Linked DNA regions of Homo sapiens: region 1 is linked to region 2. A link is a loop called in an ENCODE intact Hi-C map of the cell type or tissue named here. Cell type or tissue: Caco-2. All regions are shown on one strand. Links, peaks and the distances in the headings refer to the core of each region. The heading gives the core; the rest is flanking DNA. Region 1 overlaps CMSS1 (cms1 ribosomal small subunit homolog). Region 2 overlaps CMSS1 (cms1 ribosomal small subunit homolog).

What was found. Peaks named below come from ENCODE experiments on the same cell type or tissue, not always from the same donor. Only the 100,000 strongest peaks of a DNase experiment are listed, where the experiment ranks them.
Region 1: a loop joins it to region 2, with 7 times the contacts of the local background. A loop is called at or near these places in 2 of 110 quality-filtered maps.

What each region holds. Positions count from the first base shown.
Region 1 is chr3:100,072,468-100,089,167 of GRCh38, forward strand. The region is part of intron 1 of CMSS1 (cms1 ribosomal small subunit homolog); the gene reads left to right. All of the region lies in intron 1 of FILIP1L (filamin A interacting protein 1 like), which reads right to left. Among named protein-coding and RNA genes, the nearest start is that of FILIP1L, 34 kb to the right of the region's middle. RefSeq lists a silencer at 390-469 and enhancers at 1,011-1,545, 1,546-2,080. In Caco-2, for the core only: no CTCF peak of the experiment used is centred there; DNase peaks (open chromatin) are centred at 8,414 and 8,737.
Region 2 is chr3:99,921,693-99,938,392 of GRCh38, forward strand. All of the region lies in intron 1 of CMSS1 (cms1 ribosomal small subunit homolog), which reads left to right. It overlaps FILIP1L (filamin A interacting protein 1 like), which reads right to left. Exons shown (of 6, transcript NM_001387850.1): 2 at 9,077-9,338; 3 at 8,164-8,337; 4 at 2,538-2,716. The coding sequence starts at 9,328. The region is part of intron 1 of LOC105374010 (a long non-coding RNA gene); the gene reads left to right. It also overlaps the pseudogene TMEM258P2. Among named protein-coding and RNA genes, the nearest start is that of MIR3921, 34 kb to the right of the region's middle. In Caco-2, for the core only: no CTCF peak of the experiment used is centred there; a DNase peak (open chromatin) is centred at 9,629.

The DNA.
Region 1 (16,700 bases), core at 5,259-13,258, 150 kb after region 2:
ATTTTCTCTTATGACTGATTTCATCAACTGAGGCATTTGCAGTGGTGCAATATCTTGCATTACTTTGTAAAGTTGTGACACCTTCTCTGGCATCCAGTTCCAGCATTTTAACTGTCAACCGACCATCGCACCCCACCTCCAATCCCCAGCTGGTACAGTCTTCTTTGCAACAATTAGGAAATCTTTATTGCCTTCCAGAAATATGGGATTGCTTGAACACAGCTGAAATACAGATTATCTACTGGACAGAGGTGATGAGGACTTATCACCTGACCTCACTTGATAATGTATAGTTATTTAATTGGGACAGCTTGCTAAAGAACAGAGGTTCTCAAATTCTAGGGACTCATGAGTCACTTCAATACAAGAAATAATCCTCTCCTTCCCCCATAAACTACCTACCCACTTCCTCTAACTTGTCACTGAAAACCTCGCCAGAAGAGTGAACACTGAGGCTGCTTTTGTCACAGGGTAGGGAGAATAATGATGATAGCATATGTTTGAAGAGCACTTTTTAAAGTTTTTTTTTACATCCACTTCCTTAATATATATCTTGATTAATATCAGAGGCAAAGCATAATTAGTTTATGTGTATGTTCATAATAAAATGGAAACCATCATGTTTCTTTCATCTGCCCACCACTTTTTAAGAATGCTGTTATATTATAGAACAGGGGAGAACTAGTACCAGGAGTCACAAATTATAGCCTGTGGGCCAAATCTGGTTTGCCACCTGTTTTTATAAATAAAGTTTTATTGGAACTCCACCATACTCATTTATTTATATATTATCTGACTATTTTCATCCTACAACAGAAAAGTTGAGTTCTTGTGATAGAGATTGCATAGCCTACAGAGGCTGAAATATTTACTATCAAGTCCTTCACAAAAAAAGTTTGCTGGCCCAGGACAGCAAAATGAAGCAAGCTGTCCTGTCATGAAAGTATACATTTAAATACAAATAGAGTAAATGTTGTCTGCAGCTTCCTCGAAAAGACTGGGGTAGAGGAGATTGCAGGGAATTGTAGGCTTAGGTCAAGAAAACAGAAATCTTGAGGTTTTCTTGAATCCAAAAAGAAATAAGGAACTTGGGTCCAGGATGCAAGAGAGGGAATTCTATGAGTAAATATCTTCATTTAGCACATTTTGTTAGAGCTCCTCAAAGAAGGCCAGGAAGTTTTTCATGCCAGTAATAAACCTTGAGGAAGCCTAGGAAATAACCCACTGGTCTGTCTTCTAACATGACAGCCGGTGTTCACTCTACATTCAAATGCAGAGTAGGGTGTGTGCCGGGCAAGATCTCCTGTTTGATTCCTCTGTGGGTCTTGTCTCCAGGAGGGCTTTATTAAGAATCTTTCCACTCACTCTTTTTAAGCTTATGTCCCTTTCCTTTTAAAACACCAGAATTCAACATTCATTACCTTTCTTCCCTTTGATTGCCCACTGAAGTTTTCACAGAGGAAGTAATGGTTTTCCTGTTTCCTTTCGGTGTGGCCATTTTGCACGCCATGGTTCTCCTTCCCTTTTTTCAGTCTTGCATTCAAGTAAAAGCAAGTCGTCTTCTACTGTTAACTGCGGGAAAAGGTTTGTGGGGGCCTTTTTTTTCCCTTCCCTCCTCCACAACTGGAAAATATGAGGCAGATCTTGTTTATGTATGCTGTAACCTCAAAAAGAGCTGATACGCTGTTGTCATTAAAGAAGAATCCCAAGCTGTTTATCCTGCAGTGGAGTCCGAGAGCTCTAAATCTGACAGCCCCCCTGGGCCTCCAGGCACAGACTGTGGAGAGCTCTTCGCTGCTTTCCCAGGCCAGCTCCAAAATGCAAGGCAAAGGTTTCCGTTGCTGAATCCCTACACTCTGGGAACAGACAAGATGTCAATGTTGTGGCTTTATTAAAAATCAGAGGCTTTCTTCCCTTGTATTAACTTGTTCTTTGAAATCTGTTTTCCAGAGGCCTTTTCTACTCTAAAATGTAACTTGAATACCCATCTTTCTGCTACATTTTTCTCTGTGGATCTCTTATCATGTTCCAGAAATCATTTTGCAAATTTATTCTATAGCCAGTATGTTTGGCAAAATTATAATAAAATAAGCTTTCTTATTTATCTAAAAACTAGTAAAAACTATGCTTGAGAAATACATCTTTCTGTTGAAGTTTGGTTCCCAATGTTTCTTTTAATCTTATTTTCTATGCATGTGCAACATTTGATTTTTTTTTTTTTTTTTTTTTTTTTTTTTTTTTTTTGAGACGAAGTCTCACTCTGTTGTCCAGGCTAGAGTACAATGGCACGATCTTGGCTCACTGCAACCTCTGCCTACTGGGTTCAAGCGATTCTCTTACCTCAGCTTCCAGAGTAGCTTGGATTACAGGTGCGCACCACCACTCCTGGCTAATTTTTGTCTTTTTAATAGAGACAGGGTTTCGCCGTGTTGGCCAGGCTGGTCTCGAACTCCTGACCTCAAGTGATCCACCAGCCTTATCCTCCCAAAGTGCTGGGATTACAGGCATGAGCCAACATGCCCGGCCTGATTTTCTTTTATAATAATGATTTTTTATAAACCTTTGTTTGTATAAAGCTATTTTAATTGCTTATATTTTTTTAGGATATATTTTATTGGTCTATGTTAGTTCCCTTTGTTTTGGTTTATCCTGGGGTCAAACCCAGATTCTCCCTACAAGGATTACATTAGATAGAGATCGTCAAAACCAGAAATGATCAACCTGAAACACTTCCTGGTCAGCTTTTGCTAAAAGAAGATATATCAATGCAATATGATTACCTTTCAAATAATGGACTTCTAATGACACAAGAGAACAATCTAGAGCATGCTAGTTGCTGCCACAGAAATGGATACAGAGACAACCCACAGTCTGGTTCTCATCCTCGTGTCCTTTACCCTACAGGAGAGAAGGGCTTATGATAACGAGCAGAGATTCCACTTTTATTTTAGGAAGCTTAGAGGTTAGGAAGACCATAATTTGTTCTTTAAACATCTCTTGCATTTTTATAAGTTCTCTTACCTTCAAAGCTTTATTCGAAGCTTCGGGTTTTTGCTTTTTACTTCATATCCCAATCTTTGTCTTCTCTTTTCTTTTTCTTTTTTTTTTTTTAACTGTCTCCTATACCCACTGATGGCAGACTCTGTTTTCTTTTATCTTCTTTTCCTTATTACACAAGAATTAAATGAAGCAACATCTATAATATAAATTCTCGGAAAAATTACACAACATGGTAATAACTAATTATAAAGGCAATTTATAGATTTGGGGAGAATTTCATCCCACAGTGATAGTAACATCGTTGGACCTGAAACCAGGACCTATTGATGACTGACCTGGGGCAATTTATCTCTGAGCTTGACTTTTCTTATCTATAAACTTATCTTAAACTCTACAAGCTTCTTGAGCTAATCCTTCTGGGGTATTAGGATTCGATTCAGGAGAGCTGAGTTGGAGCCTAGAAATCTTCATTTCTGATAAGCTCTCCAGGCAATAGGCCCTCAGACCTCACTTTGAAGACACAAAACTATGTAATTTCTAAGATCATTTCCTGCCTAAAATTCTGTGATTCTGAGTCTTCTTTCAACTACATGGCTTTGGGCAGGGCTGATGCTTCCTGGAAACTCACTGTTTCATCTGCCATATGTATAATTAAGAAATATATTTGTTAGTTATCTTGCCCGGAAAACCCTTAAAAATGTAAACAATAATTTTGATCAGAGTTAAGTACCTCTTTTTGTCACTGCTCAGTGGAGGCTTGTCTGTTTCATTCCTTTAATCTCTCATCATATGCTTATCTCTGTAAATATATTTTTCCCTCTCTAAAGGCCTCTCAGATGCTTTTCATCTTTCTGAAAGAATGTTTAAAGCCAAAGTCCAGGTGCTTACACTTTTGGACTTAATAACTGAGCTGTTTTTACTCACCACCCGCCCAACACCCTTCTTTTTCTTTTATCATTGTCAGCATGTGCTGAGCCCCTCTGATGGACAGCTTCACATCTACTTTATGCTTTGCTATTTCTGTTATATTGCAAAATCCTATCTAATCTGTGGGTTACAGTATCTATCTGGTTGCTTTTGACATGCTTTCGAGGTTTCATCCCCACTGAATGTCAGTCTTCTGAGTTATTTTTTCCTGGATACTTGTACTTAATTGTATTTTGCCAGACTGAACTCACTGTGTACTTTACTGTTCATTTTTCTGATCTCCAGGGATCCATGAATATTGTTTGACTTCACCTCTGTTTCTTCTACCATCTCCACCTTTAGTGCCATGTGAGGAACTTATTAATGTAACGTCTTCTCAGATTTCCAGGTCATTAATAAAGTTGTTTAATAAGATCTTTTGTGCAGCCTGGGAATTAGTCAGACTTACTCAGTATTTACAGCTCTGCTATCATTTCTTGCCCACTATTATGTCCTGTGTAGTTAAGGATGCAATAGAGACAAAAATTACTTTTCAAATTACAGTTCCTGCAAGAGATGTCTCTTCCCAGAAGACCCTTTACTGTTCCACATAAGAAATCAAAACTCTCATTTAATTAGAGAGGGCTTTCGGAACAAGGCTGGCCAGGGTACGCTTACATAAGCTTGTTTGCAGATTCCGGTTAGGTCTCCCAAGGTCACAGACAGCTGTGTTTTGCATTTAGCGTCCTTTGAAAGAAGAGTGGATGCTTGGATAGCTTGTACTTGACATGCAAAGAACTTAGGAACTGCATACTTTCACATGTTGCTCGTAGGTTCCAAGCAAATGGGAACACACCATCATGCAGAAACTCTCTATCTGCCGTTATCCTGTGAGCTCCCAATCAGTGATGCATGGTGTTCTTAAGAAGTAGACTCAGGCAACAGCCAAAGTCATTTCTTTCTCTTACAATCTGAGAAGCAAGTATGTTTGTACTTCACTGAGAGTGTTTCAGGACAGCAACCAGTTTAAAAATAAGAGTAGTTAAACAAAAAAGGTGGTTAGCTATTAAGCCATGGCTGGATTTTATAGCACAAAAAGTTAATGCAAGGCAGTGTGTATTTAAGATAAGGAGGATTTAAGGAAATGGAGAGGGGAGAAGAGTAACATTCCAGGTAGAGGAATTGCAAGATAGCCTTCATCCCCACAAGAATTAACATAGTAAAACAGTACAGAATGAGATAAATTCAGTAAAAATAATAAGGAATTGGCTTTGCCCAGTGGCTCACACCTATAATCACAGTGAGGTGGGACAATGAATTGAGCCTAGTAGTTCAAGACCAGCCTGGGCAACATGGCAAGACCCTGTCTCTACAAGAAATAAAAAAATTAGCCAAGCATGGCTGTGCATGTCTGTGGTCCCGCTACTGGGAGGCTGAGACAGGAGGATCACTTGAGCCCAGGAGGTAGAGGCTATAGTAAGCTGTGTTCGCATCACTACACTCCAACCTGGGTGACAGAATAAGACCCTGTCTCAAAAAAAATAAGAATAATAAGGAATTATTAAAATAGAAATTTAGGACACCCAGTTTCACTTACTCAGACTCTAAAATGGAATGTCAGTCGTTTAACAGCCAGCTAAAACATTATTAATTGTACTAACAATATTGAGTTATCCTATTTATAAGTTAGAATTGGGCTTGCTTTAAAAAAAAAAAAGATAATATATGCTGGTTTGATAAAAATTTCATGTCAGTATTTTAGTATACAAACATCATATTGGTGCTAATATATTTGCTCCCATTCCTCAGAACAACTAAAGAAAAGTAAATTAACTTTTCAAAGTGTTGAAGTATATAGGAGGGAAAGTAACAGTAGTTATTGAAATAAAACACCCTCTAGAAATGCACCCTTGCATTTTAGCCAATAATTGATAAATCCAGAGAAAACGTAGAACTTTGCCTAATTTTTTTTTCTGTTACAGTTCTTACATGTAGAACGATGACATAACACATATGTAATATAAAACATAATGGTTGTCTTAATTCTCTATTGCTACATAGCAAACCACTCCAAAATGTAGTCGTTTAAAACAGCAATAATTTATTTTTTATTGACTAGGTCAAGGGTGTCCAATCTTTGGCTTCCCTGGGCCACATTGCAAGAATTGTCTTGGGCCACACGTAAAATACACCAACACTAGCGATAGCTGATGAGGTAAAGAAAAAAAAAATTGGCCTGGCATGGTGGCTCGCTGGCCTGTAATCCCAGCACTTTGGGAGGCCGAGGCAGGCAGATCACTTGAAGTCAGGAGTTCAAGACCAGCCTAGCCAACACGGCGAAACCCCATCTCTACTAAAAATACAAAAATTAGCCGAGCATCATGGCGGGTGCCTGTAATCCAAGCTACTCGGGAGGCTAAGGCCGGAAAATCCCTTGAACCTGGGAGGTGGAGGCTGCAGTGAGCCAAGATCACACCACTGCACTCCAGCCTGAGCGACAGAGTGGGACTCCATATCAAAAAAAACGGAAAAAAAGATTGCAAAAAATCTCATAATATTTTAAGAAAGTTCACTAATTTGTGTTGGGCCACATTCAAAGCTGTCCTGGGCCACATGTGGCCCACGTTGGACAAGCTTGGACTAGGTTCAACTAGATGGCTCTCTTTTCCAAATGAGGTGGGCAAGACCTCTGCAATAGCATTCAGCTGAGGCTGAAATGTACAAAATGACCCCTCATAATCCAGGCCTCTCTCCCCAGTCCTCTCAGCGTTAGCAGTCTTTTACAGTCTTTACAGCATGGTGACTGGCTTACGAGAATGCAAAGGTGAGAGTCGCCAGGCCATTTTGAGGCTTGTTTACACCCCAAAGTGGTAAAGAGTTACTATCGATGCTTTCTGTTGGTCGAAGTATTCAAAAAGCCAGCCTAGATTCAAGGTAGAGGAAATAGCCTTCACTTCTTGACAGGATGGATGGCAAAGAATTTGTAACCATCTTTAATTTCCATATAGTTGCTTAGTAAATATTTGTTGACTGATAGTACGAATATTGCATTTGAACTTCTTTATGTCCTTGGTTGCACTGAAGTGATGTTTATGTTATTATTTTGTGGTAGAGTTTACTTCATAGTTCATGAAAAATCAAAAGAGTTATTTTATCATGTCAGCAAAAAAGTAGATTTTTTATTTTTGAATAGATACAGTCAGTGTCACTTTTGATTATTAAAAATCTTTGTAAGGGTGTGGAATCAGAATCCTCTTTCAAATCCTTCTGATTTTCAATTCATTGTGAGGTTCCATTATTTTATGTGAGATTATATGAATGCCCCAAACATTAGGTACCTGTATTCACACTTTAGAACAAAAATTAATCCCACAGCAAATCCCAGATTTGAGGAGTTACTACCGTTTTACAATTTCTATGCCTCATTACTCTCATGATAACCTAAAAAAAAAAATCAAGATTTGATATCTCTATTATTTAAAAAATAACTAACATAAAATAAACATAGATGTTGGGATTTTTTCTTTTTATTAAAGTTTAAATAATGCATATATGGGTAATGTCATCTCTAACAAAGGTTTTCATGGCATATTGAGAAACAGAGTGGCTTGGAGTGGCTAGATCAAGCAACTCAGAATTCACCATATGAGAAATTAAATGCTTCACAAAATTAACGGTGTCAACACTGGGTCTTCTGCACCCTCTTTTAACTTTTACTCCATCCCTCTGCTGAAATAAGCTATTTTTCTTTTCTTTAATTAATAAAAAATTAAAAATTTCTATTTTTTTAATAGAGACGGGGATCTCGCCATATTGCCCAGGCTGGTCTCAAACTCCTGAGCTCAACCATCCACCTGCCTTGGCCTCCCAAAGTATTGGGATTACAAGCATGAACCACTGCACCCGGCCATCATTTTTCTTAAAGCTCTCATAACCTAGCTAAGAGGGGGAAAAAAAAATTTAATAACTCTAGGGTTCTGACTCTCCCTGAACAAACTATCCCTTTACAGAGGGTTTCTCAGACTTTAGTGAGCATAACAATCACCCAGGGAACATGTTAAAATGTAGATTTTGGGGAGTACCCTAGACAATTTCAATTTTATAGTAAGAGATGGGGCCCAGGATCTGAATTTAGTACCTGGGGCAATGCAGATATAGGTGATCTGTGGACCACATTTTGAGAAATCCAGCTTAGATTTTCTCCTGCCAGTCTCAGAAAGGCTGAAACTGGTTAGGTATGAAGGAGTGATGCCTTGTTCTGTTCTCCCGATAGCAAGAGGCAGTGGGGATGGCAGAAAGACTTAATGTGGGTTTGTCACATGATTAGAATCGATGCCATTTCTTGGTCATATCAGCTAATTCTTTATTTGCATTGGAACTGGAAGGCTTGTGAGAATAGATATGGAATGTTTCACCAGTCAGTTATTAACCAAATAAGGCAAGGACTGCCTTTTCTTGCATAGTCCTATTTTAGGATGGATGTGTACACTTTTCCTGCCATGGTTACCAAAGCAATCCCTTTGAAACCAGCCCATGGTTCTGTCCTAAAGGATGAGTTGAGAGTATTAATTGGTTTTAGGTCTGTGTTTGCAGAAGATAAAAAGGAGTCATGTATTTATGTCATTATTTATTCAAGAACTATCTGTTGAGCATCTTGTGTAATGAAGGTGTTATTTTAGACACTCTCAACAGCCAATGTTATATCCATTAGTCTTGCTGATATTTCTAGCCCCCTTATTTGATGAGCCTTAATTTTTGAAAAGAATTGCAGAACTTCAGACCACCTCCATGGTTCATAATCCTCTCTCAAGATGGAACTTCACCGAAGCCACCCAAGAGTCCTTCTAATCTTCACATGTTCAAGAGATAAATCATCTTTTATCTCTTTTTTTGTCAGCAATAAAAATGGAGAACAAATCACCTTTCATGTAAAACAAATTATATACCATGGTTTATTATTATCCAGCAGATACACTGATGGTCAGTTTATGCTTTTGGAAACCCAGCAGGATTCTTTGAAAGCCCACTGTCATACTCTTAAGCAAATTTTAATCTTGTCTGTCAATGCTAGTCTCTTAGAGGAATCTGATTATACTTGACAACCCTTATCTTCCATGTATACTTATGTAGAAAGATATCTCTGTGGATAGCTCAGGGATTAACGACTCATGAAGATTCTTTGGTTGGGAATAACATTGTGTAGTTTGGCCTCTGCACCCTAATTGTTGCCTCCTTGAAGTCTGCATGCCAGTATAGTGTGATTTTATGAGAGTAACAGTCATGAAAAGTTCTCTAAGAAGGGATTTTTTAAAATATATCCATCAATACAGGTAAATAGTAAATGTTACAATGATACATCACATCTTTTTATTATTTTTATTATCAATGTCTTTTCTTAGTTGTTTTAGAGCCAGGTTTCTCCTTCTGTTCTGGGTCTTAGTTGCAGAGGGCTGTCCTGTGCATTGTAGGATGTTTAGCAGCATCCTTGGCCTCTACCATGCCAGTAGCACCCTCCGAGTTGTGACAATTAAAAATGTCTCCAGACACTGTCAGATGTCTTCCCAAGATAACATTGCCTTCAATTGCTGTTTTAGAGTAGGAGGTATGGCATATTTAGACTTTAGGCTATCTGAGGAAAAACTGTTCCAGTATCTTATGATATTCTCTCCCCATCTTCCAAAAAGTGCTACATGAGCCTCTGAAAATACTGGCATGTTCCTAGACATTTTTAGTTCAGTTCAGTCTTTAAAATGAAATTGCAAAATACAAACAACTCTTTATTTTCCCATTATGTTGTTTATAACAAACCAAGAACATTATTGCTAAAGAGTCATATATCATGAAGTGTGCTGCATAGAATTCATAGAATAGAATCTGTTTAACATACTGACCTAAGCTGCACATGTAAAAAGTAAATACTACTTATTACTCATATAATTCATAGGCAAGAATTTACAAATACAGTATAGCAAAAACTTAAAAGGAACTCCTCTGTACTGCTGGGGAGAGAGGTCAAAATTTTTTGTCATCACAGATAAGAAAACTCACTGTTATCATAACTTACAGCTTTAAGACTGGTAGTTAGTTAATGGTTTCTATTTTCTTCTATCAGTGAGAAATTATTCGTTTCCAGGAATCTCTTGGAGAAGACAGCCCATAATATCTGAGTGAGGAATGAGCCAGCTTTGAAGACCCTAAACAGCAGCATGGCATTCATATTTCTGGTCAGAAGAATGCAGCTCTGGGAAACAGGGTCCCACAGGGTAACTATTTTTTGGTTATAGTCGAGCTCCAACAAATTTTATTTAGGAAGCCTTTATAGATGCCACACAAACACACCCATTTTTTATACCCTTACTTAAATTTATTGTTACATGTTTCTGTTTCTGTGAGGTCCATACATGTCACAAAATCTGTTTTTCAGCATGGTAGTCATAGACTTACCTTCGTTGACTTAAGACACCACCTAGTTTGAAGAGATATAATTCACCCCTTGGGTTTATTTTGTGAGAATGGCCTATTGTACATTCCACAATCTGTAGAATTAGCTTGCCTGTGGTTTTGAAAAAAGAACAAATTGAGAACTCTTGCCCTTGTGGTTTTATTTAATGTTTAGAAAAATTCAAGTTTAGTCTAGTACTTTGGGATGTGTATATTCTACTGGCTATATTTATGAAATTACAATTATTTTCCAGCAATTTCCAGGTCTAAATAAAATCATGTATGGATTTTATTGTTTAGGGTCAGACATATTGGCAGTCAGTACCTGACAGGGTCAAAGTGAGAGTTTTTTTACTTAATGCTTCAGGATATTCAACATAAGACTCTCCAGAATATTCAACATAAGAATTAACTAAATAGTTTTACTTTATCTTGGGCTTGCTTGCGCCTGTAATTATTTGTTTTTATCTTGACCGACTAGTTAATTGCCAAAGGATTATTTTAGATAAGTAGCCCTTAACGTATGTTGTGTGGAACAGCAGCATCAGCATTACCTGGGAACTTGCAAGACATGAAACTTCCTAGACCCAACCCCAGGCCTACTGAATCAGAAACCCTAGGGGTGGAGCCCAGTGATCTGTATTTTAGCAAGCTCTCCGTCTGATTCTAATGCACAGCGAGATTTCAGAACCATTGTTTCAGACCATAATCATTGTGACATTTTCCCGTCTTGTCTCTGATGCCATGAAAAGCAAATGATTTTTGCCAAGAAACAAATATTAGTTGCTTAGTGCATGCTTCTTTATCTTGTTTGAAATATGAGGCCTACATTTAGTGTCATATTTTTTAAAGTGTTAGAATAATCAGTCTTAACTAAATTGTGTTTTCAACTTCATAAAAAAAATTTTTAACATCACCATTTCTTTGTTTGTTTGTTTGTTTAGAGAAGGGGGTCTCCCTATGTTGCCCAGGCTGGTTTCAAACTTCTGGGCTCAAGCAGTCCTCCCACCTTGGCCTCCCAAAGTGCTAGTATTAAGGCATGAGCCACGGTGCCTGGCGTGATTCTTGCCATTGGAAGTTCTATAGTAGATTTTGGTCAGAAGTACTAAGGTTGTGAGCATAATTATCAAAATAAAATTTATGTATGCTGAAGTTGACAGCTGAATTACAAAGAATATTTCTCCGTTATAGTTAATTTGTGTTATTTCTTCCTTTCATAAAATAATAATAATGCTTGTATTAAAATTTCTGCTACCCCCATGCCAGCAGAAAGGAGCTCAATTTTTAAAATAAAGCCTCGGGCCATGAGACCCATGTCATTTGCTGCATGTCTAGACTTCTAGATTATGCATTTGTGCCCCAGTTAAGCAAAAGCTCCGTATTGTTATTTCATGTACATGTTTAAATAACTTTAATAGCAGCCTTTGGAGTGGCTCATTTTAAAAGTCCCTTTTAGTCTCCTACCTGCTATTTTTCACTAGCCCATTGAGTAGAGGGGTTTTTCATGCTACCCACATAAAAATATGCAAATATTTATAAGCTTAGGTCCATCAAACTAGTTAATTTGGACCTAAATATGAATTTTGATCAAGGCTGCTTGCAAATTCACATTTTGGGCTTACTTTCAGATTTCAGATATATAGAAAAACTCAAAGAAAATGAATAAAGCCTTTCAGTGCTCCAAAGATTTGTTTAAAAGGAACAGCCACTAAAAACGGGAAAACAATACAGTGTTATGGGAAGTAAGAACCTTATGATAGCCGTGTCTCTTAAACAGAGCTTTATAAAGAGGAACTGATGTGGTTTTACTATGTCTATGCAAGGGATTTGACCGTAAAGCCATAAGTTAGAGAAATTGTCACTTACGTATAAACATGAGGATATGGATATTACAGATCAACCTCACTTTTTCCACTTATTTGTGTTCCGAAAACTGAATATTTATAAATCAAATCATAGTTTTCACTTGGTTCATATTATCATCTCAGAGCTGTAGCTTCTTTTTCACTTGCGTAGGTGGAATTTGGTTGCTAAAATACCTATCCCCAATCAGTCCCAGCCTTGCATCAAGTTAGGGAATTATAAATGAAGTAGCCACTATGTAAAGGTAATGTAATGAATCCAAAAATTATCTTATAATGCAGAAACTCATTCTCTGTCCATGTCTTTAGCTTCAGATTTTTCTGTCATTTGTTGAATTGTGGCGCACTTTTAAATATGTATGTATGGTACAGATCTCTGCTGAATCTCCTAAACTAAGCCGTATCCCCTAAAGTGGTGGTTTCCAGCCCAGGCTGCTCAATAGAATCACAAGAGAAACAGTCCTGATCAGTTGAATTAGAATCCCTGGATATGGAATTGTTTTAAAAGTATCTAAGGTGATTATACCGTACAACCAACCTGAAGTTTGCCAGAAGAGAACATTAATATTTTAGAACAGCTTATTATTGTAGATAGTGTGATTATAAACTAGTTAAAATGTTTCACACTAAGAGGACTGATGTTTTATATCTTCCCTTCTCCTTAAGGAATTCATTTCTTTCTGCTTCCTCATGTAGGGAAAAATGACTGACTTTTACTATAATAGCAGGGTCTTTTTATACAAATGTTGCCCATTTGGGACTATGCTTTCTCCAAGTGCTTGTAATTTCTCAAAACCATACATCAATCCAAAGTTCCTTTGCTTTTTTATCTCAGAAGCAAAAATATCCCCATTTCTTCCTCTCTTATCAACCAAGACCCCTCTGTGTTCCTCTTTCATCCTTCATCTCAGCATAGCTCTAAGATGCAGGCAAATAACATCCTCAAGCTTACAGGCTTTCCGTCTCTCATGAGGGAATGAAGTGCCTTTCCTCCAACTGAAATGTTTCTGAAGTACTCTTCAGCCACTGCAGTGTTCTGTCATTTTTGTCTGTCATCTGGGAATCAGAGCTATGCACGTGGATGATGACCCCCTCCTAAGTGGCCAAATAAAAGAAGTTACATATGTCTTTTATTCACTCTGTGTTTCTCTGGAGACCTCGACTAGCAGGAAAAGAGGTGGTTACATTTTCATGAAGAGTAATATACTCCCAAGTTGCATTTTAATGGATAACTTAGCTCTGGGTTAGATTCTTCAGCATAAAGGTCACCACTTTTAATATAGAGGGTCATGAGTTTAGTCATTGGACAAGTTAATCAAATGGCTGCTGTAGTTGAAAAGTACATCTGCATTTGAATAAAATATGATTCGTGTTAGAGAGCTAAACTTGATGTTTGGTTTCCTCCAGGTAATAAAATAGCTTTTAATGAAATAAACATGTATCTTTCTGCAGCGAACCTGCATAAAGAGCATAGAACAGTTGCGTTTCCTTTCTGGCAGTGGTAGAGAGTCTTTGACCTGCCATGGGCTGCTTTATTTTATTCAGTCTCAAATAGTTAACCTATTGAGCTGATTAGAAAACAACTAGAAGTCATTCAGTACCACAGAAGAAAGGGACAGAAAAGCCACGAAGTTAGTTGTACTTGTTTGGACATCAATATCATTGATTATATCATTCCAAGTATTACTACTGAGAAATGTCTTGGAATCAGCTGACCCCCTCTAGTTCTAATACCATAAAGGGGGAAAAAAAATCCAGGTTCTACTCTTATCTGTGCTTTCTCACTTATAACAGTACCTAACTCCTAGTTGATACTCAAATACTTTTTTTACAATTTGTTTTAGCCCTAAGCCTGTTTACCCAAATCAAATACCTTTTTAAGAAAAATTAAACTGGTATTTATTACCCACCAGGCTAACGTCCAAAATATGTGCCTTCCTATGAATCATTGCAGCAATTTAGTGTAGAGCCTCTTTAAATTTTTGATAAAAATCATTGGAGAGTTGGGAGCAATGGCTAACCCATTTTTTCACTTTTTAAAATTTACATATGGTAAAATTCACTTTTGTGTCTAGGACAGGTCTGTGATTCAGACAAATGCATACAGCAGTGTGATCACCACCATAATCAAAATGCAAAGCACTTCCATCACCCCCAGAAATCCTTCAGGCTCCCTTTTTAATCAGTCCCTCTCTCTATTCTCAACCCCTAGTAACTACTGATTTTTTTTCTGTTCCTCTAATTTTACCTTTTCCTGAATGTCATATAAATGGAATCACAGTATTTTGAATCTGGTTTCTTTTACTTAGCAGAATGTACTTGAGATACTATCCAAATTGTCATGTGTACCAACAGTTTGTTCCTTTTTGCTGCTGTTTAATGTGCTGTCATACAGCTGTACCATAGTTTGCTAATCCAATTACGAGTTGAAGGACATTTGGTTTATTTTCTGTTTGGGGCAATTATGAATAAAGCCACTATTAATGTTCACGTACAGGTTTTAAGTGAATGTAGCTTTCTTGTGAGTGTTTCTCTAGGAGTGGAATTACTGGGCTTTGTTGTAAATGAATGTTTAGCATCTTATAAAGAACTGCCAAACTGTTTTCCAAAGTGATTGTACTATTTTGTGTTCCCACCAACAGTGTATGAGAAATTCCAGTTGCTCAGCAACCTCACCAGCAATTGGTATTGTCAGTGGGTTAGTTTGGTTTTGGTTTTGGTTGACTGGGTTTTGTTTTCTTTTGTTTTTCTGGTCATTCTAATAGTGGTATCTCCTTGTGGTTTTAATTTGTATTTCCACAATGACTAATGGTGTTGAGCATCTTTTCATAGACCTATTTTTCATCCAAGTATAGTCTTTAGTGAGGCATCTTTTCAAACCTTTTGCTTTTTTTGTTTAATTGTTTTCTTATTATTGAGTTTTGAGATTTATTTATATATTCTGAATACAATTCTTTTTCAGATATATAACTTGCGAGTTTTTTTCCCCAGTCTTTGGTTTGCCATTTCATTATATTAATAATGTCTTTCACAAAGGAAAAGTTTTTGAAGAAGACCAATTGATCAGTGTTCTCTTGTGGACTGTGCTTCTGGTATTGTACCTAAGGAATCTTTTCCTAACACAAACTCACAAAGATTTTCTCCTATTGTTTCAACTTTTTTTTTTTTTTTTTTTTTTGAGTCTCACTCTGTCACCCAGGCTGGAGTGCAGTGGCAAGATCTCGACTCACTGCAACCTCCACCTCCAGGGTTCAAGCAATTCTCCTGCCTCAGCCTCTCAAGTAGCTGGGATTACAGGTGCCCACCACCATGCCTGGCTAATTTTTATATTTGTAGTAGAGATGGGGTTTTACCATGTTGGCCAGGCTGGTCAGGAACTCCTGACCTGAAGTGATCTGCCTGCCTCGGCCTCCCAAAGTGCTGGGATTACAGGCATGAGCCACTGCACCTGGCTCTAACTATAATTTTTTTAAACTACTTTTGTAGGTTTTTAAAGTGAAATTTGGGAGCTTGCTGGGATGGAAAAGGCAGTGAAACAGAGAAGTTATCATTATATGTGTCCCTTGGACATCCCTTACCTAAACCAAAAGCTTAAATTGATACAGAAAAAAATAGTTTCATTTCAGAAGTTAATATAGGTTTTCAGTGTAACGCTCAGACATTATGGAATACAGATACCTAGATCCCCCAAAACTACAAATAATGCAAATGAGTAAGTTATTATTGTCAGAGGAAATATATGAAGATATAGCTAATATATGGATAACTAAATTATTCATTTTCTGATTGAAATTAACTTTTAAAACCTGAATCATTTCAAAATCTTTATATTTGTAGGAAATGAATATTCTGCACATTAATAATTCATAATAAATTGCTGAGAAAACGATTACATTTTCAAAAGTGTCAAAGCACACCAGTTTCCTCAGTCTTACAGAGACATCAAGTTCTTGCACTTTCTCTCCTTCTCTGCAGTTTTCTCTCTCTTCTTTTTCTCCTCATCACTCCCTTGAGTCTCCCATTTTTCTTGCTAATCCTGACATATTTTCTTGTCCTTGTGCCTTGTAATTTCTTTTTCTTCATATTTTTGTCTCTCTTCTCTATCTGCCCCACTTTTTTGTATCTTTTAATTCACTACAATATGAAACCAGTTTCTTTCTCTGGGTAGTATTTATTTAGTGAGCTTTTTTTTCCTTTTTGTGATGTAAATGTTTGTTTTTTGTTATGTTTATTTTTTGTCCTTCTGACTCAGAAATTTTTCAGAAGCACTAAGTAAGTCACTGTTTGCATGTACTTGAATCAATCATGGTTTACACTCTCCAGAGAGAAAGTATCCTTTGATGAAATAAGGACATTACCCACCTCTGCTCTGTAAGGCACCAGTATTAGAAGGCATCAGTGAGGATCATTTTATCCATTTCCCTACCAGTAAAGTATCCAAGAGTAAAAGTTATATAATATAGTTAACATGAAGTGTCTAGACATAGCTAC
Region 2 (16,700 bases), core at 4,676-12,675:
AAAGAATCCTATAAAGGAAACTTTATATCCTATAAAGCTAAAAGTAATCTCTTAAGTTCTTTCTCTTAAATTCATTTTATATATTTCAAAATACTATTCTTCATATATTGATTTAGTAGTATACACTTTACATTTTTCCCACAATTTTTCTTTTCCTCCAGCCCATGGCCTTTATCCCCACTGATCTTTTGTTCCCATTTCTCAGTGTTGTTCCTTCTTGCTCTCTTGGTTTAAATAATCTTTGCCATCTGCCTCCCAACATTCCAGTATAACTTCAGGATAGCCCTCTCCAGCCTTCCTCCAGAAGATAGTAGAGATACACAGTGAATATCAGAACTCTCCTCCAATAGCCCTTCACATTCCCACCATAAATCTGTATCATCTTGCCTTTTCATTAATGTGGTAAGCCCCCTGGGCAGGGACAGTCTGTACCTCTTTGTATTATGCCAGGCAACACTCTGACCGTGATCAGTAAATGTTCATAATAATGAAAGATGAAAGAAAGTGTCTGTGTTCAGCAAGTTAGTGCCAAATAAGTATGGAGGCCAAATGAGGCCACTAGTGCCAAACCACAGGGGTTCAAAATAATGTTTAATATAACATTGTCTCATTGAATAACAAATCTTATATTGTAATGTCTGAGTCAAATGTTTCTTTGGTGCCAGATTTCTTGTGCTCCTTTAATCTGTCCCTGTAGATATTTCAGAGTTCATGAGGAGCAAGTTAGTAGGACCTTTCCCCTGCCCCCTCTCTGCCGTGTAGTGAAAAATAAACCTCCTGGAAAAAATAGAGTGAATATAAGTGCCATGGATTCTCTGGCACTCCGAAAAAATGCCTACCATAAAGTATATGGAAAATAAATGAAAGTTTGCTATTAGCCTAGATATTGAGGTAACTAACTTAAGTTACCTAGCTGAAGTATGAATTGGAAGTAGTTGAATAAGCCATTTGAGATTGGTTACTTTCCATCTTTTCAGTATCAATAGAGAGGGTTAATTGTCCTTTCAGTTTCATATGGATGCTTATACTGTCTACAGTGGTTCAGAATAGAGGGTCAAAGTAGAACAAAATAATCTACCCTACATATGGTTAGAAAATATTTACCAACCAAACTCTCCTTTTTTGCAGCCACGCTTCTCAAAATGCTAGTTCACATTTTAAGCTTCTACATTCTTATTTCTTATTTTGTTTTTTAAAGCATTGCAATTTGGCTTCTGCCCTTACCACTTTATTGAAATGGCTCATTAAGTTCCTCAGTATTTTCTTCATTGCCAAATCCTGGGACATTTCATTCTTTTCTGCATTATTTGGTGCTATTTGACTGTTCACTCTCTTTTTAAAGTCTTTGCTCACTTCATTTCATTGCCTTCTTTGTCTTCTGGTTCTTCTAAGCTTCCACCATTTTTTTTTTTAGCTTCCATTTTCAACCCCCTTTTTCTTCCAGAAAACTGCCAAGCCTTGATGTATTCTAGGGTTCCCTTTCAACATTCTCTCTTCTCACCACACCAACACCCACAGTTTCAGCTATCACCTGCTGCAGGTCCATATCACCAGCCCATCCTTCTACAGACCTATATTTCTGACCATGGGTTGACTTTATACATATTATTCTTTACACCAGATACTGTAATATACCAAGGTACCTCATACTCAACATGTCTAAACCAGGACTCATCTCCTACCTACTCACCAAGTAGAAACCATCCTGCCTGATCAAAATCCTACAACACAGAAAACTGTGCCCCATTCCCATATTTCATATGTTCCTGAATAGCCAGGAGTGCTTCTCAGTAACTCCTTGTTTTCCTTGCTCTTCTTTCCAGTCTAACCAGTCACTAATTCATATTGACTAAACATCATAAGTAGTTCATGCGCACACCCCCCTCCCAACCTCATGGCTGTTGGAACACATCCCCTCATCTTTCTCATCTGGATATTTGCCTCCTATGTGAGTTTCCTGCGCCCAGTCTAAAGCTCCTCCAGTTGTTCCTCCATGTTCCCTTAATCGTTCTTTAGGAAAGCATAACTGATCATCTTATTTTCCCTTTCACAATTTTCCATTTGCTCCTTCAGGCCAACAGTATAAAGTCCAGCTGCTCAAGGCAAGCCTTTCCTTTTCTCATCCTACAATCATGCCCTATGCTGTAGCCATGTGAAAAGCTTGAGTTCCCTCAAAATGCAGGTTCTTTTCTCACTTCTATACTAACACACTTATTTCACCCCTTGCCATGAATATGGTTTTCATTCTTGTTTGCCTAGGGACTAGACCCCTGTTGCCTGGTCTTTGCAGCCTTCACAGGGCACTCCCTTCAAGAGTTAGGGGCCTAACATTTATGGTTCCACAGTCCTTATCACACATCTGGTTATCCATACATTGTACTGATAATGTCTTCAAACATATCCTTTTCCTCACCCTGGACTATGAGATCTTTGAGAACAGAGACTGTGTCATATTTATCTTTGTATCCCTGAGACCTGGTACAGTGGCCAGCTCATAGATTGCAGAATGGGACATTGTTTGCCCAAAGCAGCCTTACCTTTCACATTCCTGTTCTAGTAGGCATATGAATTCATCACTCTTCTCCATGTATTCTTTATGTTTTCTCTTTTCTTCCTCCAACTCCAATATGGTTTGCCTACGGGATTTTTCTGCCACTAAAAGCTGTCCCAGGATTCGTCTGTAAGATTCTTTATGTTTTTCCACAACTTTGTCCAACTACGAAAGAAAACATTTATAGCCTGTTACCAAATTGTTTATATACTGTTGTCTTTCACTCTTTTAGAAATGTCCCTGTTTTGATTAATTCGGCAGTGGGTTTTTTTGGTTTTTTGTTTGTTTGTTTTGAAACAGTTTTCGCTGTCGTTGCCCAGGCTGGAGTGCAATGGCGCGATCTCGACTCACTGCAACTTCCGCCTCCCGGGTTTAAGCGATCCTTCTGCCTCAGCCTCCCAAGTAGCTGGGATTACAGGCATGCGCCACCATGCCCAACTAATTTTTTTTGTACTTTTAGTAGAGACAGGGTTTCTCCACGTTGGTCAGGCTGGTCTTGAACTCCTGACCTCAAGTGGTCTGCCTGCTTCGGCCTCCCAAAGTGCTGGGATTACAGGCATGAGCCACGGCGCCCGGCCAGCAGTGGGTTTTTTATCTCCTTGTTTAGTGTTTATTCTCTTGTTAATTGATACTTTTGGGTGCATTTCAATACAAATGTAGTCTCTTTATTGCCATCAAATTTTTCTTGACAGAATAATCTGTGTCCCTGTGGGTATCAACTGTTTCCACATAACCTCTTTCTGACACTCTTATGTCTCTCTCCTGAGAAGCTACATTAAAGAAATGACAGGAAGTAAGAGAATCCTTGCACGGTGCTGGATTCGCAGCTGCCCTAGCTGATCTCTTCTGCCCCAGCCCACCCTATAGTTCTCTGTACCAGTATATGCCTCTTGGATCGCTCTACCAGGACATGCTATGATTTTCATTTTATTATACATCAAGGTATTTCCATTAAAATAGATCTATGAATAGATAATCTATTATGTGTTGGTGTATAGTGTGAATGTCACCAAATGTAAGTACTAAGTCCATTCAGATTTTCACAGCACTATACTTACATCTTTTTTACAAAATGATCAACCTGTGGCTGATACATGTGTTTGTCTCCCCTGCTAGACTGTGAACTCCCTGAAAGCTGGGCCTACATCCTTCTTTTTTTATTTTATTTTTAATCCTTGGCATCTAACAGAGTGCCTTGCTTATAAGAGGTGCCCAGTTTACAGACTGGAAACAAAACAAGCAAGCAAGGAAACTGAGATTTTTTTTGTTTTGTTTTGTTTGGTCACACATCTGCCTTTATTGTGAGCAGCATGTGGGACACTTCCAGCAGTAGTTTAAAAAAAATTTTTGATTAACAAAAGTAGGGATTCAGAGAAGCTGTCCAGCTGGTACCCTTAGGGGCTTATACGTGGATGCTAAGCCACAGCAGCAGGACAGGACTCCATAGCCTAGGAAGAGTGAGAGCACCAAGGACATGAGGAGCTCTTGGCAGATATCCCAAGTGCACTTGGTGGAAGTGGAGGTGACCTCATAAAGGAAGAACCAGGCAGTAAAGAACATGCCAGTGGCCAAAAGCATCACAGTCAGATGGAGTTAGACAGCCAAGCTCACTGGGCTGGTTTATCAGCTCCTGGCCTTGAGCTCCATTTTGCCCAGCACGGGGTAAGCTGCCACCAGAAAAACATGTTGGCAAGAGCTAACTCGGGATCTTTTGCTAGTGATAAATTAATATCTATTAAGAACTTGGTTTTGAAAACACCCGACTTTCTAGATTAGATACAGATGCAGTAAGTGATAATGTTGATTGATTTTTACAGTTTGCCTTTGTCATAAAAGATTTAGAATGTGTGACTCATTGTGAATTTAAAGCCAATTTAAGTTGTGTATCCTAAAAAGCATGTACTTGACTAGAAATGTACTTGACTAGAAATCTGGGCACAAAATGACCAAGTCATTTCAGAAAAAGAGTACAACTGAGGTGTCCCAGCATATAGAACCCAGTAAATTCTCTCTGACTTCTAAATGCTTAAATTCACAAAATACTTCATTATGCCATACAATTGTTGATGATTTTTAATGTAGCCAGTCCTTTTGTGAAAGCTGAAACTGCTATGTTGTATTGCCTGCTGGCAGAGGCATCTTCTGAGGAGGCTCTAGTGTTGATTGTCATGGAAGTGTGTTTCAAACCACTGCAGCCCTCTGAAAATTTTATCTTCAGTTGCCCAAACATTAGAGTCCATTGTAAGGAAAATTCAAATCAACTCCTTTTGCAATTTGAGAGTGAAATAGTGATAGGATCAGCTTTACTTTAGGGAAGTTATTAGTTGACTTAGAAAATACATTCAATTTAATTTGTCACAAGATTGACATTAGAATTAATGTATGAATAATTATAGTAGGTATTCAGTAAAGCATAAATGAATTACTAAAAGAGGCTTTTCTAAATCCAAAAACAGTATTTCCTTGGAGAGCTTGTTGTAATTGTCAAGATATGTATATTAAATTTTATACAAACCAAAGAGAGAAAATAGAAGGTTTATTTAATCCACTCTTGCTTTCCATTGTTTTTTTCCCTTTATATGTTCGTGGTTGTTTGAAGGGAATGGAAAGAAGGCTAGAAGGAATCCGTGCCCTTCATTTATTCCATGACCCCCTAAGTGGTCTCCCTTCCTCTAGCCTTACCTCCTTGCAGTCTGTCCTCATCACTGACAGCATGATTTTTCACCACTGGGACTCCACTCTCCTGTTCGGGGCCAAAAGGCCCTTCACCATCTGAACCTCCTGCCACCTTGGCCCCATCTTCACTCCATATCTTCCCACCGATCCTACCCAACTTTCAGCCACACTGGACTTCAGGCAGTTCTTACAATTCACCATGGTGCTTCAAGACTGCTTTTTTCAATGCCAAGACCTGGAAATCTTTTTTCCTCTTTCACCAAAACTTTCCCTATACATGAGCTTTTCAATACATATTAACTAACTAAATGAATAAAATTAAATTTAAAAGCTTAATTATACCATTGCTTAAGGTAAGTATTTTAAGATTTGCCCTAGGTTATGCTAATAATACTGAGACTCTTTTATTATAGTGCCTTGGTAAATCCAAAATGTTGTTATATTTTCTTTCTGTTTTTTTTTTTTTTGAGACGGAGTTTCGCTTTTGTTGTTCAGGCTGGAGTGCAATGGCGTGATCTCAGCTCATCGCGATCTCCGCCTCCTGGGTTCAAGCGATTCACCTGCCTCAGCCTCCCAAGTAGCTGGGATTACAGGCATGTGCCACCACGCCCGGCTAATTTTGTATTTTTAGTAGAAACGGGCTTTCTTCATGTTGGTCAGGCTGGTCTCGAATTCCCGACCTCAGGTGATCTGCCTGCCTCGGCCTCCCAAAGTGCTGGGATTACAGGCATGAGCCACTGCGCCCGGCCCATATTTTCTATAATATATTTTTTGGAAGAACTAAGAATACCTTAGGCTATTAATTTTTTTTTAAAATTAAGTTCTGATATAGAACCCTAGGCTGGAAAGGAATAGGAGGTCAAAACTCTTGTGGACTGAGTCCTTGCCTCTTCCCGCCCTCTTGACCACACCTCTGCTCCTAGCCCCAGCCCCAAGCATGTTCCAGCTCACAGGCTTCCACCAGTTTTTCATCTTAAGTCAGTGTTCCTGTCGTGTCATGTAACCGAGAGCTGTTTGTTCTTCTAAGTTATTTTGCCTTAAGAATTAGATAAATCACCTCTAGTTTACCCTAGACATGATTGAGATTTTTTAGGTTTTTCAAAAAGAACATTATGAAGAAAATAAAAGGGAGAAGGGGCTGTTAACACTTCAAGATGGGGGAATGCAAAAGAAGAATAACTTTAGCATTCAAGATGCTTATTCTCATGTAATTAGGATACAGTCACAGCTGGTCTCAGCAGGAGCACTGCCCTCCCTTTATTTTCTTCAGCCCTGTGTAGGAAAATCCTAGGCAGAATTCCCCTTCACTGTTTATTTTCGGGGCATTCCCCTCTCACCTAGTACTTCCTAGACCGAGGAAAAGGATAGACAACTGGGTTGTGTACGTGGAGTTATTTTGGCTTCGAGGAATTGCATAAACTGATATCTGAGGACAGAGAAATCCATAAGGGGGAAGTAGAGGAAAGAGAGGAAAATTGGCAGATCATGGAGGTGGGAATGTGAGAGGTGTATGTATATAGGGGTATCTGTTGGAGGAGTAATCAAAAAAGGCTGGACTTGTAAAGTAGGGCCAGATTATGGGTAACTTTCAGGGGCACCTTACAGAGTTAAGACTGCAAGCATTTGTAGAAGGGGGGTATTTCCAATTTTGCATGTGCACAATAGAATTATTTTGTAATTAAATTTTTTCCCACCGATTTCAACATAAGTTTGGAATCATCCTGTTCCATTTCACACTGAAGTGTTGAGAGGTTATGCCATTTGTAGAGTTTTGTTAGGGTTATGTTCAGAGATCATTAATTTGCATTTGAGCTCACAGGGGTTGGGGAATTTGTGCCTGACACTGTTTCATAGTTAATATGTTGGGAGCCAGGATACAGTTTTAACAGTATTCACTTGAATGCAGCTCTGGTTCCTTTTGTTTAAAATTTGGATTAAAGTGCAAATCAACAGACTTTGGGTGGTCTCATCCTCACCCCGTAGAGAAGCAGATACATATGACCAAACTCCTTCACTATTTGGCAAGACAGTAGTCTCTTCTCTCATGAGATACTAAAGACGAGAATAGCAAGGACATTAGAGGTCAGTCCTGAGGTAGGTTGCCAGAGTTTATTTGAGGGAAATTTGTCTGAAACTTGCTTTCACTCTCCAGCCTCAACTCATGTTCCTAGTTGTTTCTTTTCTATAAAAATGAAAAATTATGAAATTTTCCATGAAGGTCTCAGAGGAAAATTAAAGAATAAAATAAGAATTCCAAAGGGTTTCAGAAATGTCAGCAAGTAAAAGAGCAAGCAGTACTGCCTTCTCCCTAGTGGTGGCCCTGTTGGGACTGCCCACCTTTGCCGTTGTAATTGCTAGGTACGCTTGGTGAGGGAAAGGTCTTTGCTGTCATTAAACTTTGAAGGAAAAAGAAGGTATGCACTCATCTAAAATATATGTTTTTAAAAACTCTATTTCTTGGACAGTTCTTTAGATTATTTCCATTCATGTTCAAAATTTCTATGACATAATACCTCAGTGTTTTCCAAAAATTAACCTCTATGGTTGAACTTTATGTTTTTTATTACAGCCTGGGTACCCTGCAAGTTCCCAGAGTGTGTGTGTGTGTGTGTGTGTGTGTGTAAGCACATGTATGTGTGTGCATGTGTGTGTTTGTGTGTGTATGTGCCTGCACATGCACGTGAGAGTGGGGAGCATTCTCTGGCATTTGGTAGATTTTGGTTGATTCAAGCAACAAACCTAGTGGACGCATCCTGTCTATGGTTCATTCTTTTTAACTTTCCTATTGAACTTGTCGTATTTATCTGTTTTGTGTAGGCTTTAAGTGCGTTAGAAAGTAAAACTGTAAGGAATCAAAGAGGAGTTACAGATCATGCTCATCTGCAGGGCTAGTGCTTGGCTGCCTCCCAGGTACACACCCCTATTGTGGTACATACCTCATTCATTGGTTTCTCATAGATGTCCTCCTGCCAAGGGGTAGATTTCGCTTGAAAAGCATCTCTCTGGAGAGCCTCTAACACCTTTTTTGGAGTGACAAACCCATACTGAGCTTCCAGCAAAGCCAGGTCCATTTTTTCAGCCTTTAAAATGCCTATGACCTCATCTCGAGCCTGTAGGAACAAAAAGTATTTCAGAAAGCCTGCTGTCTCTACCAGCAGTCTCAGCAAGTGATTTTTGTGATAGTTGGCAGTGCTTTTTCTTCTCTTTCAAATCTAAATGAATCATATTTCATTTTCACACTTTTATAAAAGGTAACAAAACTATATCCCTTCATCCTTCTTGTAGTCTAATTACACAATTAATGTTTTAAAAAGTGATTACTATACAACATTGGAGGACTACTTTTTTTATTATGTTTGACAAGCAGATATCATGATATCCATCAATGTACTAGCATTTGGATTTTCAGGGGGTAGGAAATAAAATTCTCCTATATGTGTACCAGCTGTTTTTAGATTTTCATGTAGGTTAATAATGCCAGGGCTAGTCTAGGAGCCAGTTCACTTGGGGTACAAAAGCACCTATTGTTGTTTAAACCAATCCCGAAGTCATCTGGCATTATTGCTACTGATGCATGCATGTGCACTGAAGCTCCTGAGCAGCATGGGCAGAGGATGTGACCTTTCACGACCTGTATGCCAATCACATGTCATCATGACAGCCCCTTTAGATGGGATTAATTGCACTTTGAGTTGGCAGAGGAGAATTCTTTGTATATATACTTATGCTTTGCTTTCATGTACACACATGTATGAACCACAGATATCTATTTCTGTGGCAGCAGGAACACCAAATTCACAAGCAGCCTTCTGTTTGAAGCATGATGGGGATAACTCCAACCCAGCTGACCTGCAGTTCTCCCTCCAGAATGCTGAGGAGAAATAACAGGTCATCTCTTGAGAGGTCTTCTGCTTGGTGGCCATTACCACTGTGTGGCTTCTCTGCCTTGGGACACGGAAGTATTACATCCGACTCACTGGGGGAGTCTTTGTCTTGCTGTCTATGCTTCATGTTTTTAGGCCCTTGGAAACTGTGGCCTTTAGTATGTCTTGGAAATTTCTTTTGGGCTGAGCCCTCGGTATCACTGCCTCTGGAACGCATTCTTTAAAGCCTGGAAGGAGGGAAGAAAATTTGTAAAGCTTAATGGAAATGGAGTTTTAATAAGAGTACCTATTACTGCTTTAACAAGTCTACATTCTTGTTATATTTACCACAGCCCCAAAGTCAATCTTTTTGATGTCTACAGCAGAGAAGGATATTAGCAGATTCATAAATCACAGTCTTATTTGCACTTCTGCTTTTAAAGCAAACATTTAAAAAAAGGTGTTCTGTCTTGATTAAGGCCACTTATGTCCATGGGTAAACAGGCTGTGTTTGAACTTCATCCCCCAAGCATTCCACCTCAGGAACCCAGGTCAGACCTCCAACCATGACCCTAAGTGCTTGCTTAAGACGTACTTAACATAATTATAATATTGTAAAATGGTGACTTTGCTAATTCTTCTAACTTTCTTCAGATTTACTTTATAGTATTTCCTTTAAAATTGTTGGGAGCTTTTATGGGGTTTTTTGTTTTGTTTTTAAAATTTGTTAGCCTTTAAAAGTGCATTAGGACAGAAATGGCAGAGTTACTGCTACAGAATTACTGCATTATTTTGTTTTGAAGGCCAAGTCTAGTATTAAAGGAATGAAGGCTTGGTCCCTGGCTGTATTCCTGTATTCCTGACATTCTTCTAAAATTCTAGATCTATCCTTGGGTAAGTCAAGGGCTTATATTTAGGACCCTCATCTTCAAAGCGGAGATACTACTACCTAACGTAGTTGGCCATTCTGGAAACAATATAAAATAAATTAATGTTTAAAGGACACATTAGCTCCACATCTGATTATATAATCATCCAAATGAATTTATAATAGGAAGAAAAATTCTTCCACTGTTGAGGTTTATAACTAGGAGAGAAAATATCAGTTGAACTTATAATTGACTCTATGGCATATAAGCAGATTATTAATTTTACTCTTTGTCCCTACAAATCATGAAACTTTCATCATCGCCAGTACCTTACTTTTAGTTTGTAGTATTTCTTTAAAAATCTGAAAAACTCAAGTGTCCAGAAAAGTATAGAAACCATAACAAACTGCTATATGCTACCACACAAATTTATAAAATTTTAATAATTTACTGTATATTAGAAAACAGTTTTTAAGTACTGTATTATAGATGTATTATAATGTATGTATCTCTTCTGAAACCCCTTCTCCTCCCTTCCCACTCCAGAAGTAACCACGTAATCTTGAATTTGGTATTTATCATTCCCCTGTATGTTTCATACTTTTTAAAAACATGTACATATATATTGCTGAACAATGTATAGTATTACATTTTCAAACCTTATGTAAATACCATATTGAATGTATCTTTCTAAAACTTGCTTTTTCATCCTAGATTATATTTTTGAGATTCTTCCTTGTTCTATTTTACTGTAGTTTATGTATTTTGATTGCTGTAAGAATATTTCATTATATAGTCCATCATTTACTTGTTCATTTTACTGTTTTTGAATATTTTTTTTTCAGTATTCAAAAAAATGCTACTTCAAACATTCTTGCACATTTTTTTCCCTTGTGTTAGGTGATAAGAATTCTGTCACAAATCAGCTGTGGAACTTGATTAAGACATTGACCCATTGCCAGGCACAATGGCTCACACCTGTAATGCCAACACTTTGGGAGGCCGAGGCAGGCGGATTACCCGAGGTCAGGAGTTCAAGACCAGCCTGGCCAACATGGCGAAACCCCATCTCTGCTAAAAATACAAAAAATTAGCCAGGTGTGGTGGCACACACCTGTAATCCCAGCTACTCAGGAGGCTGAAGCCCAGGAATTGCTTCAACACAGGAGGCCGAGGTTGCATTGAGCCAAGATCGCGCCCGGCACTCCAGCCTGGGTGACAGAGTAAGACTCTGTCTCAAAACAAAAAGGACATTCACCCTCTTCAGGTCCAATGACCTGATCTGGAAGTGAGGGAGCACTTACTATGTGTGCTAAGCATTCTTCTCAGCATTTTCCATGTATTAGCTCATTCAAGTCTCACAACAACACTATGAGGTAGGGAATATTATTATCTCCATTTTACAGTGAACAAATGGAAGCACGGGAAACTTATTGAAGGTTGCACAGCTAATAAGTGGCAAAACTGGGATTTGAGTCTAGGAAACCTGGCTCAGGGACCCACACTCTTAAAAATCATGCCGTAATGTCATTATGCTGTATTGCCTAAGACAAATGCATATATACACTGGTACAAATACCTTGTCCGAAAAATGCCTATAGCCTTACTGAAGAGACTATTTACAAATACGGTATAGATGAACAATGATGTGTGACAGTAGTTGTCACTGGCTCTTCCCTAGGTAGCCAGGGAAAGGCTCATTTATTTGAGAAAAGCAAAGGCATAGAAGGGATATTTTTGTGTAGGAATGGGAGGTTGGGGATGTGTAAGAGATGAGATTGGGAAAAACCTCATTGTGTGTATATCTATTTATTTATAAAAATATTCATGTACTACCACAGTATATTATGTGCTTTATAAAAAACATTCAAAAAAGACAAAAATGAAAAATTATACATAAACAGGATTTCTAATTATCTTTCCCCACCCCTATTGTATTTTCTTGAACACCTAGGAATATCCTTACTCTGGGCTATAGAAATAATGGAAGGTTGTTACATAAATATATTTAATATAGGTAAATATTACATTCTGCTTTATTTATAGGTATGTTCACAGATTAATTATAGGGCCATCTATGTCCTTTGTCTTATATTTTTAAGACAATTTTATTCTTCATTCATGTCTCACATGGCGTATCTGACCTGGTGCTCCATACATAATGGGCATGCATTAGGGTGACTGGCTTGCTCCTTTTACTTTGTGCCCAACTGTCTCAGGTACATGTTAGTGTTTAACAAACAACCCCAAAACTTGGATGGAGGCTAAATAACAATGGCTCAGAATTCTGTGGGTTACTCCACAGCTTCAGCTTTCTTACAGCTATTCTGGGCCTGGATGGTCTAAGACGGGCTCTCACGTATTTGGCTGTTGGTTAGTTGGACTAGGAGAGCCTCAGCCGGGTCATCTCATCTCAGCTGTATGTGACTCTCAACTTACAAGAAGCTAGACCAGGCTTCCCCACATGGTGGTCTCAGGATAACATTCCAAGAACGTGAGAGTTGAAGCTCCCAACATCTCATTTGTGAAAGAATGTCACAATGTCAGCCCAGATTCAAGATTGAGGAAATAGATTACACCTCTACATGGAAGAAGATACAAGGCCACATTGCAAAGGAATGGAAGGAATTAACTGCAGCCATCTTTGAAAAAGTTCACCACACCCACAGATTCAGATTTCTGTGAAAATCTAATAAAAGTCTAGTTTAAAAGAGGAGCGAAATATATTTGGTTCTTTACTTCTTTTCATTTCCTGGAAGTACATAGGGTTTGGTTTTTGTTTTTTTCATTTTACATGATGAATTCCTATGTTTTCCTCTTGCCCACATAGTCCTGTGTGGAACAATAGTCTACTGATAAGAATCAACTTGTATCCTGCTGCTAATCAATGAGAATTTCTCTGCCCTCATCAACTTAATCTAGGATATCCCTTCCAGAATACCAAGATAATGTAAGCTTTTATTTAGCAGGGTAATTTGCTAAACATTGTTCATAAGTAGTGCCCTTTTAGCTTAAGGCAGCCCTGAGCTGCAACAGAAGACTGAATGGAGCTCTGTATACATTCTAGCTTCCTCACCTCACTCTTAAAGTGGGTTAGATGAAATCTGGTAGGAGAACATAGATCATTTGCCAGTGATGATATTCATAAGTGGTAAAAAAAGGAATGACCTGAAACATTTTTATACTGTGTTTGTTATTCTTCTAAAGAGATTAGAGTTTTACTGAGACCACCAATTCTCTTTGGAGGCTGGGGATAGTAGCATCAACATTCTCACTGATTAATGAAGTGGTGTTCACATTGGATTTGTGAACAGACCCATCATATGCAGACTTCTGGTCTACTGAGGAGCATGTGTCTCTACATGTTTACAGTGGTGGAGTTTCCTTGCCCCTCTGCCAATAACCACAAAATGATCAGTAATGAGAAATAATTAAGTATCTAGAGGAAGAAAACAAAGACATGAATTTCATGATACTCTCATGCTTTGTATTATCAGTGACTTCATTGTTTCTCTTGGCAAATTTTTAATGCATCTGTGCTTGGCCCAGGGGTGCATACTAGGGTAAAGAAAAATTTTGTAATAGCAACAGTGGTTTGGGATTTTCAGGGTACCAAAAAAAAAAAAAGGAAAGTTGCTTTTTGTGTATGCCAAATAATGATACTTTACTCTTCATGAAGTGCTGACCTAGTACCTAGTGAGTTTACAAGGGAAAAAAACCTGCTTAGTTGTCAGTTTAACACAGCCTAATGTGTTGTTATCTGTGACTGTCATAACCCTAGAACGATAACCTTCAGGAGTGTAGGCTGGGAATCAGGAAACCCAGCCTCTGATCCCAGCTCTGCCTTTAATTAGCCAGGGTCTGTGTTGTTGCTTATAAAATGAGAATACTGGGATAGGTTGTCCCATGAGATCACTCAGGCTGGAACAAGGACCAAGGATTGTTTCCTTTGACCTCTACCCTGTTCCTCACCCCCTGATGGATCCCGTGATAGCAGGGTTAGGACCTGAGACTGGATGATCTTTGAAGTCCCGGGATTTCCCGCTTTAGAATTCTGGGACTCTCTGTTGTCTTGTATCTATGGATACAAATACAGTGCAGTTGGCAGTGAGAAGTAGATCCTGCTTTGTTTTCCTATGTAGTTCCTTTAGTCAGTTTTACTTGGGCTTAAGTTAGTTGAAATCATGGTGTATCTTGGTAAGGATGTGTCCATGCAAGAGGACTAGAAGAGAGTTTGTAATTATTTACTTAATTTATTTGCAGGAAATGGCCAAATGTAAATAGAAGTCTATTCTACTCATTACCTTCCTCCAGCAGCCCCTCAGCCAATTACTTATTATAAAATTTAAATTTTAAAAATCATTCTTTATTAATGTTGTATATTAAAAATTACTCTACATAGTTAGGTGCTACTTAGACATACTTTTTAGTCTTCATTTTCTTACTCATTTTTGTTTTAGAATTGTGGATGTGACTAGAGGATATTTTTGCTTGTATCAAGTAAGTGAAAAGCCTCAAAAAAGAAATCATTTTTGGTCTTGGTCATTTAATATGGTATCGAGGTAGCCAAGCAAAACTACTCCAATTTAGAGAAAGAAAATAATAGTAATAATGGTAGCTAACATGTATTCATTACTTATCATATACAAGCCCATTCTAAATGCCTTCCTTTGATTAACTCATTTATTTTGCAGAGGAAGGAACTGAAGCTTGAAGCCTTTTTTTTTTTTTTTTTTTTTTTTGTGACAGCATCTCACACTGTCGCCCAGGCTAGAGTGCAGTGGCACGATCTCGGCTCACTGCAACCTCCACCTCCTGGGTTCAAGCAATTCTCCTGCCTCAGCCTCCCAAGTAGCTGGGACTACAGGCGCGCACCACCACACCCAGCTAATTTTTGTATTTTTACTAGAGGTGGAATTTCACAGTGTTGGCCAGGATGGTCTTGATCTTGACCTTGTGATCTGCCTGCCTCGGCCTCCCAAAATGCAGGGATTACAGGCATGAGCCACCTGCGCCCAGCCCGCTTGAAGCCTTTTTAAATCACTTGCCAAAGGTCACACTGCTAAAAAGTGGCAGAGTCAGAGTCAGGCCCTAATTTAGGCAGTCTGGCTCCAGAGCCTACTAAATCACTATGCTGTATCTACTTAGCTTTTATAAAAAGATATACATAGTAAAGGAAAAATCCTGGTTTAACATTAATTTATTCAACAAACATTTATGAAATGAAGCCCTACTATGTCAAGTATTGTGCTACGCAATTTTGTTTTAACTAGCTTATTTTCTTTTCTTTCTTTTCTTTTTTTGAGACGGAGTTTTGCTCTTGTTACTCAGGCTGGAGTGCAGTGGCGTGATCTCGGGTCACTGCAACCTCTGCCTCCAGAGTTCAAGCAATTTTCCTGCCTCAGCCTCCCAAGTAGCTGGGATTACAGGCGCCTGCCATCATGTGGCTAATTTTTTTGTATTTTTAGTAGAGATGGAGTTTCACCATGTTGGCCAGGCTGGTCTCGAACTCCTGACCACAGGTGATCCACCCGCCTCAGCCTCCCAAAGTGCTGGGATTACAGGTATGAGCCACCATGCCCAGCCTAGCTTATTTTCATATGTGGACCAATCTCCAATTTGTTGAATTCTGAGTATCCAAAATTATACAAAAATGTGAGTAACATAAATTCACAAACCCCTAGCCTTTGAGTCTATTCAATAAAGATGTTCTGTTTTCATATATTGTTTATGTGCAAAAACTATGTATTTTTAAATTTTCATGTGCTTTTCTCAACCACTGCTGTCATATTGAAGTGGCAGGAGACATGTCTTAATAGAAAGAGTATGAGATTGTGGAATCAAATAGAACTGGTCTTAAATCACAGCTCCAACATGTTAGCTCTGTGGCCTTGGGCGTCAGTGAGCCTTTAAATGTAAAATGGAGATAATGGTACTTGCTAATGGGTTTATTATTCATATTTGGTTAGCACAGGGCCCCTGTTGTTAATGTGTGTATCCCCATGTCCTACAGAGTTGGACCTCAGCAGGGATTTATTGAGTGATTGAATCATGCAGTCCTCAGCAGAGCTGGTTGGCTCTGAATAGGAGCTGCCTCATGGTAAAGATGATTCATTTGCAAACCACTGGCTAGAAATTAGAAAAAGGGTACTGAGAATCTACTGAAGTAGCTGTGTATAGACCTCTTACCACATGCCAGGCACTGTTTTAAGTGCTTCAGTTCATTTATCTTATTTATCTTAAAGAATTTTAGCCTGAAGTAAATGAAAAAAACAGAAAACCTGTAGGAAGGGAGTTGGTAAAGGTGAATTAAGGTGGAGACTCTCATAAGAGATAGCAAAGACAAATAAATTAATATCAATTTCAGGGCAGCACTGGTGCCTGCAAAAGGCTCAGGAAGTGTGTGTGTGTGTGTGTGTGTGTGCGCGCGCGCGCGCGCGTGCATGCACACTCGTGCTGGGTGGGGAAGAAATGTTAGATCCACGTAACTTACTGGAAATCTCCATTTAATTTCACTGAATTTTGTAAACTTTCGATCATAAATACCCTGATCTGCTATCCCTCACCCCCAGCCCTCTCACAGACACCCTCACATGCATGAAATGAACTGAGTATGCACTACACTATTTTTTAATTTGACAGCACCATTAACCATCATTAGTTCTGTTTTTAAGCATGTAACATTTTATTAAGGCAGTCATTTAAACTTAGTGTAGTGGGAAATTTTAGACATAAATTGTT